2 separate regions of the Homo sapiens genome follow, and region 2 is linked to region 1. Evidence: chromatin contacts called from ENCODE Hi-C or POLR2A ChIA-PET data. All regions are on one chromosome and are shown on one strand. Each heading gives the region's core, a stretch centred on a gene start or an enhancer-like site at or near the end of the contact. The rest is flanking DNA. Distances are from core to core; before and after follow the strand shown. Region 1 holds the start of NFKBIA (NFKB inhibitor alpha). Region 2 has its middle 140 kb from the start of SSTR1.

What was found. A loop is a pair of places that touch in the nucleus more often than their neighbours do. ChIA-PET counts read pairs that join two places held with the same protein, here RNA polymerase II (POLR2A). Pooled maps may share reads with other maps.
Region 2: a map of naive thymus-derived CD4-positive, alpha-beta T cell shows a loop between it and region 1 (8-fold over the local background). The contact joins the enhancer-like site here to the promoter of NFKBIA in region 1. A Hi-C loop is called at or near these places in 1 of 168 maps with a recorded cell type or tissue (naive thymus-derived CD4-positive, alpha-beta T cell) and 3 of 50 pooled maps. POLR2A ChIA-PET finds 5 or more read pairs at or near these places in 1 of 52 experiments (T-cell).

The regions. Positions count from the first base shown.
Region 1 is chr14:35,403,499-35,407,433 of GRCh38, forward strand. NFKBIA (NFKB inhibitor alpha) reads right to left here and starts at 1,251. Exons shown (of 6, transcript NM_020529.3): 1 at 920-1,251; 2 at 192-300. The coding sequence starts at 1,146. RefSeq lists enhancers at 1-52, 83-132, 1,237-2,108, 1,313-1,712, 3,690-3,749 and silencers at 333-922, 1,073-1,242.
Region 2 is chr14:38,063,430-38,067,364 of GRCh38, forward strand. No RefSeq gene overlaps it. Among named protein-coding and RNA genes, the nearest start is that of SSTR1, 140 kb to the right of the region's middle. Within about 2 kb of position 1,827, at least 5 of the 41 ENCODE cell types and tissues checked have a DNase peak (open chromatin) inside an H3K27ac peak, as active enhancers do.

The sequences.
Region 1 (3,935 bases), core at 1-2,500:
CCAGGTGGGTCATAAAGACCTCACCAAATCAGTGGAATTTCCTTCACTCTCTAGGATGTGGGCTGATGTGAAGTAAAAGGTGAGGGTAAATAGTGCTCAGTGGCCCTGAATTCAGAAAGGATCTGGGGTGACTCTGCTACATCAGCTACGTCCCAGGGTCAGAGAGAACCCGGGCCAGGCAAGCGGCGCACCTGCTGCAGGTTGTTCTGGAAGTTGAGGAAGGCCAGGTCTCCCTTCACCTGGCGGATCACTTCCATGGTCAGTGCCTTTTCTTCATGGATGATGGCCAAGTGCAGGAACCTGTGGGGAAGAGAGGGAAAAACCCCAGGGGTGGTGAGTGCACCGCGTGGGGCCCAGGGAGGCGCGGGCTGCGGGGGATTGCGCAAGGCCGGGGTTTCTGGAGGCCGAGGCCGCGGTGTTTTCCGCGAGGTTATTATGAGCTGAGTGTTCCTGGCAGGCGCCCAGGGACTTTCCGCCCCCCTCCCCCCGCGGCCCCGGCGGGCGCCGGCCAGACCGCCCCGCCCTCCCGCCAGCTCGGAACGCCCTGTACTTCCCCTCCCGGCTGCTCGGCGCCCGCCAGCGGCCAGAAACTCCCGCCCCGCCTTATGCAACCGGGGACTTCGCGTCCCCGCTGCCGCCCCGCCCCCGGCCTAGAGGACGGGTCTGGGGGGAGGGGGCGTGTGGCGACGCTGCCATCCACCAGGGCCCAGCCGCCGCCCCTCCGAGTTGGGCCGGTGCCCCGCGCGGCCCTGCAGCCCTGCAGCGTTCGGGGCGGTGCAGGAGCCCCGGGGTGCCGCGGCGCCCGCCCGGCTGCATCGCTGGTCCCCCGGCTCGGGCTCCAGGCCCGGCGCCTCCCACCCCCAGGCCGCGCGCGTCCCGCCCTCCCGACGACCCCCAGCCCCGGGCCTCCGCCACTTACGAGTCCCCGTCCTCGGTGAGCTGCTGCTTCCAGGGCTCCGAGCCGCGCGGCACCTCCTGCGGCTCGAGGCGGATCTCCTGCAGCTCCTTGACCATCTGCTCGTACTCCTCGTCTTTCATGGAGTCCAGGCCGCTGTCGTGGCGGTCGTCCAGTAGCCGCTCCTTCTTCAGCCCGTCGCGGGGGCCCTCCATGGCCCACTCCTGGGGGCGCTCGGCCGCCTGGAACATGGCGCGGACGAGCTGCGGGCGCTGCTGCGGGTGCGCTGGGCCGCGGGCTGCGCGCTGCTTCCTCGCTGGGGCGCTGGCGGGCGGGACGGCGGCACGGACTGCTGTGGGCTCTGCAGCGCCGCCGCGGCGCCCTATAAACGCTGGCTGGGGATTTCTCTGGGGCGGGGTCAGGCTCGGGGAATTTCCAAGCCAGTCAGACCAGAAAAAGAGAACTGGCTTCGTCCTCTGCTAGGGGGAAAAAGAAGCCTAAACCCTGAGCTGGGGTTCATCGGAGAAACTCCCTGCGATGAGCCACTAGGGTCACGGACAGGGAACTTTTTGATGAGCGCCGAGTGGCTGGAAAGTCCTTCCGACCAGGCCCCCTCCCCCCGGTACTTCCCTGCAGCCTGCACCCTGTAATCCTGTCCCTCTGCAAGTGAGCCTTCTTTCCCTGGGGTTTCCCACGATCGATTTGAATTGGGGTCGTCGGCTGCTGAGATCCCAAGGACGCCGACCTGATGGGCGGTCCCTCTTTGGGGTTTGCCAACCTGCCGGTCCTTTCCGTTTTTTGATCTTTTGAAAACGCAAGAGTGGAAATGATGGCTGGGCGTAGGGATTTGCTTTCCCCAGACTTCTAAGGGGAAGGACGCACTGTGGTTAGGGGGCTGCAGGCCGCGCCGGTGTTTCTGCCTATACCAGGCTCTTTGCAGCAAAGGAACTTTTAGCTTCGCCCCCACCCCCCCACGCACCCCCGCCAGGTAGAAGTTGTGAAAGCTTTGGAGGAGTGAAAAGCCTAAATCCTTGGAGAACTCTCAAATCACTTCCTAGGGATGAACAGCCCTGTTGACTGGGGGAGGGGCAAACGCTCCCTGTATGGGGAAACTGCTGAATAGGACCATGATTTTTTTTGTTTCCCAAGTAAAGCAAGGTGTTAATGTTTGTAGTGGTGGTTGTGGATACCTTGCAATAGCAGAGTAGCTATTGTGTTCATAAGTAGCTATTCGTTTATGCTATCTGACCTACATTGTGCTCCCGCAGAAAAAGGATCGTGAGCCTACTTCTGGGCACCCAAATTCGAGGAGAACTTAGAGAAGGAGGCTGAAGAATGAGTTTAGTTAGTGCCTTAACCGCGATTGGACCTTAAGGACCACTAAGAAAGTAGTTGCCAGGCATCCTGCGGGAGGCTCAAGGTAGTCCCATCCTGCCCGCCCCTCCTTGCTCTCTTGTCCTGGGGGACAGTAGCAGTTGGACCCATTCACGCCACCTGGGTAGAAAGGGGTTTCGGCTCACTATGCTCTGGTTTCACCTGCAGAAATATAATTTATGCTCTCCACTCCACCTCCACCTCCAAGCCTGCAAGCCATGGACTGAATTCATCTACTTGGTAGAATTGGTACAGGCAAAATAAAGCAAACTTCGGTCAGAGCTCTTCAGAATTAGTCCCAGGAGGCCTCTGTAGTTCTGCAGAGATTTCTGGTGATTATTGCAATCATCTTTACCTTGACTGGCCTTGTACTAACCAATCCTTCCCCTCTCTTCGTATCTCCACCCCTCCCCTAATATTAGAATGAAAGAAATCTGACTCGATAGAGAGAGACCAAGTATGAAGGGAAAAAAATTAAAATCAGATAGACCCTCCAGGGTAATAATGATCACATGTTACAATGAAAACTTCCCAGGGATAGACACCATTGTCTCTGCAGGTTTATGATATGCAAATCTACAATGATTGAGGCAAGGTGAAACAGTGACTGCAATGGGACATCTCAATTCCAGGTTCTATCTTTACTTGACTGCACATTAGTTGGAGAGGTCAGTTAACTTTTTTGTGGTATACTTAACTTTTATAATAAGATTAGATTGAATGTTACTTAAGGTCTTTTCTAGCTTAAAAGTCATATTGCTTGTCTACAAATGCATGCCTAACTCTCCTTTGTAAGGGTGACCATGGCTCTTGGAAATGTCAGGGTATAAATTTTTGAAAGAATTCCAGCGCCTTATGTACCACATTGTTCTCAGAACTAATCTTGTAAGATAGATATTGTTCCTACTTCCCTAAAAAGAAACTGAAATGCATAGAAATTTACCCAGGAACCCCTTGGCAGTATATTAATCATTTGGCCAAAGCAGTCTTAGTATTAACACTTTTGAAAACACGCTGTGAAAATCAGACTGACTACACTATAATTTGGAATGTACTCAAAAGTATTTTCTACTCCAACTGTTAGGGAAAATAAAGGGTGGGTGTCCCCTGACCCCCATCTGGGGATAGTCACTTCTTTTAAACAAGTACAGAAACATCAAACTCTAAATGTCCCAATTATAGAGGATACATCAGAAGAAGATATTTGGCTTCAGGTATAAAAATGGTTATAAAAAATAAAAATATCTGAGGAATAAGGTTTTTTTGCACCACCTTCTATGGTTTTATATTTCTGGTAGCCTTCAGGATCTTGGTGTTTATTCCTGATTGTTTTGTGTGACACCTAGTGGTAAGAGTAAGGCACAGGCGTTCCTTGATTTGTCATAGTGCCTTTTGCAAAAATTGGGAGGTGCTGAGCCTTGATGACTTGTCCCTACAGTGGAGATTTCCAAGGAGGTACCTATTGTTTTCCTGCGACTCTGGGAAACAGTTTTGAATAATGTGATCCAACAGGTTTTCTCCCCATCATCTATAGCGCTATATGGTTTAAGTCAACAAACATTACAACGTGGGTGAAAAAGAATATACACTTGGAAATTAGAACCATGAGCAGACTGGGCAGAAGACAACAAGAGGGTCTGGTTTTGATTTAGAAAGACCTTTATGG
Region 2 (3,935 bases), core at 577-3,076, 2.7 Mb after region 1:
ACCTGAAGTTAACTAATGGGTCATTTTTCTATTGTTTTATTTCCCTGTTTGCACCTTACAAGGAAAGTAACTTTGAAATAACATGTCTGCTTTTTGTTCTTTGTTTCTGCTTTCTTCAGCTCTCTGTCTATAAAGCCAACTTATTCTACTCAGCTCATTGGAACACATATTATACTTTATAGAATGAATTGTTGCTGGATTCTGGACTTGCAAATAAAGCCAAGTTAAGATCTTTAAGCTAAAGTGTATTTTTTGCCTTTTGACTTATGTGTTCACTCATTTACTCTTAACTATCCAATGAAACATGTACAGTATTTCTTTTGGCACAGCTTTACAGATGAGGAACCTGGGGCAAGAGTGCTGAGGAAGCTTGTTCAGGGTTTCAAAACTAGTAAGTGGTGAAACCACCCAGAAAATAGAGTCTCATGCACTTAACAGTCTAATTATGATTATACTTAGGTTGCTCCCAATGTTTGTTTATGTATATAACTATGCTTTAAAACATTTTTGTACATTGCAGTTGCACTCATGTGAGTATCGATGGGATACATTCCTCAAAATCAAATTTCTGTGTTGGAGGATATCCACATTTTTAGTTTTTATGGTTACTGTCAAATTCCCTTCCAAAGAAGTTGTGATAATGTGTACATTCACTGTCTGTGTGTGATAATTCCTGTTTCCTCACGAACTTGCCAAGGCTGTATACTATCAAACTATTGCCAATTTGGCAGCTAAAAAATACTATCTTTATTTTGCCTTAATTTGCATTTATTTATGAGAAGAATTGGGCATCCTTCCATCTGCTTATAAGCCATATGTGTTTATTTTTCTGTGAAATGCCTATTATATTTCTAAAAGATTTGGGGTATTTTTCTTATTGATTTCTAGAAGTTTTATATATGTGCATATATATAAAACGTATACACATATATAATTTCTACATAAAGCTTTGTGTCATTTTTGTTTTTTGTAGAGATGGGGGTCTCACTTTGTTGTTAGGGCTGATCGTGAACTCCTGGCTTCAAGTGATCCTCCAACCTCAGCCTTCTGAAGTGTTGGGATTATAGGCATGAGCCACTTCTCCTAGCCTGAGAGTTTTATATTTTAAGGAAAATAGTATTTTATCTTTCAATATATTGCAAATATTCTCTCCCCCACTTTTTAAAAAACTTTTGTCCTTGTTTATACTATTTGGTTCTAACAACAGAAAAGTTTTAAATCTTCATAGGAACTAATTTATCGACATATATTTATGGGTTGTGGATTTTATAGTTTTGATTTTAAAAAAGTTCTTTAACTTCAGAATTTTGAAAAATTGGGATATATTCTTTATTACAGTTATGGCTTCATTTTTTTCTTTCAAAATTAATCAGCTGGAATTTATTTTGGTATAAAGAGTGAGGGAATAATTCAGCTATACTTTTAGTTTAAATTGCTAACTGGTTGTCTCATCAAAATGTATTGAAATATCTTTCCTTTCTCCATCATTTGCTTATATGGCCATACTCCCTTATCTGTAGTTTCGCTTTCTGCATTTTCAGTTACCCAAGGTCAATCATGGTTTGATAATATTAAATAGAAATTTCTGGAAATAATGTTTTAGTTGCATGCTGTTCTGAATAGTGTGATAAAATCTCACACTGCCTTGCATTGTCCACACTGGACAAGAATCCTCCCTTTGTCCAGCGTATCCAGGCTGTCTACCTGCCCTTTAGTCACTCAGTGGCCCTCTTGGTTATCAGATTGACTGCAGCAGTATTCAGGTAGGAGATGAACGGGACTTATTTTCCCAGCACCAATCACGAGCCTGATGATCAAAACAGGATGCAGTGAAGAAACCGGTGGAAACCACCACATGGTGACAAAAGTGATCTCTAGTTGCTCTCACTGCTCATTAGCATAAAGACACTCCCACCAGCACCATGACAGTTTACAAATGCCATGACAACAACCCAGCAGTTATTTTATATGGTTTTGGAACTCCCTCACCCATTTTCTAGAAAATTCTGAATAATTCACTCCTTAATTAGTATACAGCTAAGAGTGGGTATAAACATAGCTAGCTACCAATCTACAGGAACTGCTACTCTGCACTGCTACTGTTGCTGTACGCTGATGCTGCTCCTCCTTCTCCTCCTCCTCCTTTTTGGGACTGCTGCTACTGCTCTGGCCTGCTCTGCCTATAGAGCAGCCACTTTGCTGTACACTGCTACTCTGGGCAATTCTGCCTATGGGAGAGCCCCGCTCTGTCTATGGACAGCCATTTTGCTGTACACTGTTGTTGTAATCTTTAATAAACTTGCTTTCTTTCACTGCTGTCTCTTGAATTATTTCCTGAATGAAGCCAAGAACCCTCTGGATTGAGCACCAATTTGGGGGTTTGTCTGCATCAGTGTTGTCATGGGTGATCAGCAACTATTTGAGGCCAGTGGTGTGGCGGTAAGAATAATTTACAAGACAGCTGTAGGTAAAGAAAGGCAGATTTAATAGAGAAAGTATGGAAATATGTTGCAAGAGTGGTTACAGACAGGTTAGCAAGAGAGGAGCTAACTGCAAAGAGACAAAGGCTTCCTGGGAATTTTATAGGATGGTGCTTATGCTGTGTGCTGAGGAGGGCTTTGTGCAGTTCTAATAATGCCAAAATTGCAGTATCCTAACTAACTTTTTTTAAATTTTAGTCAGCTGAGGATCTGGTGATAGCTGGGTACAGGAAGATTGTGTTATTTGCACAGGAGGGCTACATATCCTGGACCAAGAAGAAAGGCAGACTTAGAGCTTATCTGCTTTCTCTTTTTGCTTTCCCTCAGTTCCACCAACTTGACTCCCTCTCCTCAATTAAGACTCCACAAGTATCACGGTGTTTCTATTCAAGTAACCCTTACGTTTCTTCGTAATGGCCCCAAAGTGCAAGAGTAGTGATGCTGGTATATTGTATAATTGTTCTTTATTATTATTGTTGTTGTTGTTAATCTCTTACTTGCCTAATTCAAAAATTAAACTTTATCATAGATATGTGCGAAAAAACATAGTACTGTATTTATAAGGTTTAGTGCTATCCAAGGTTTCAGGCATCTACTGAGGTCTTGGAACGTATCCCCCTTAGATAAGGGAGGACTACTGTACTAATTCTCATATCTGCTTATATGTATTTTTGAACTCTTTGTAACCATTCCACAGTCTGGACACCTTGGCTTCTCTACACTCTCCTACCTGCCTCTATACACATTTCTATTCATTTTCAGAATGTTCTGGGTATTATCATCACATATTTACTTTTTTTTCAGTTAAACTGTAAAAATAGTTGGTCTCTTTACAAAAAGTTGTTATTCTAAATGATATTTCACTAAATATTTAGATTAATTTATGGGAAATGGAAATATTTACTATTGAGTATTCTTAACAAATAATAAGGTGTATATATATATATGTATATATATATATCCATTTATTTATATTTTTCACGTCCCTAAGAAAATTGTGATGTTGTTTTCCCCACCACTTCTTGTTTGTTACTTGGTTGTATGTATGTATTTGTGTGCACGTGAGTGTTGGTATTGGTATATAGGATCTTTCCTTATACTATTTTTGAATTGGTTATAGTTTTTATATAGGAAAGCTACTGGAGTTTTAGTATACAAATTTTGTAGCAGTTAGATGAGTGAATTATTTTGTGGTTTCTTTTTTTTTTCTGATTCCCTAGGATTTTAAAGATTCACAAGCATACAATTGTATCATCTGTAGATAATTTTGCTAACTCTTTTCCTCTAAAACCTTTATTTTTTTCTCTTAGATAATTGGATTGATCGGCACTTCCTGAATAGTGTAGATTAAAGCTTTAAAAAAATCTTGTTCTTGACTTTAATAAATAAGTTGTTGATGTTTAACCATCAACAACTTTTAGTAAATTACCTTTATTAAATGTATACCAATAGAGG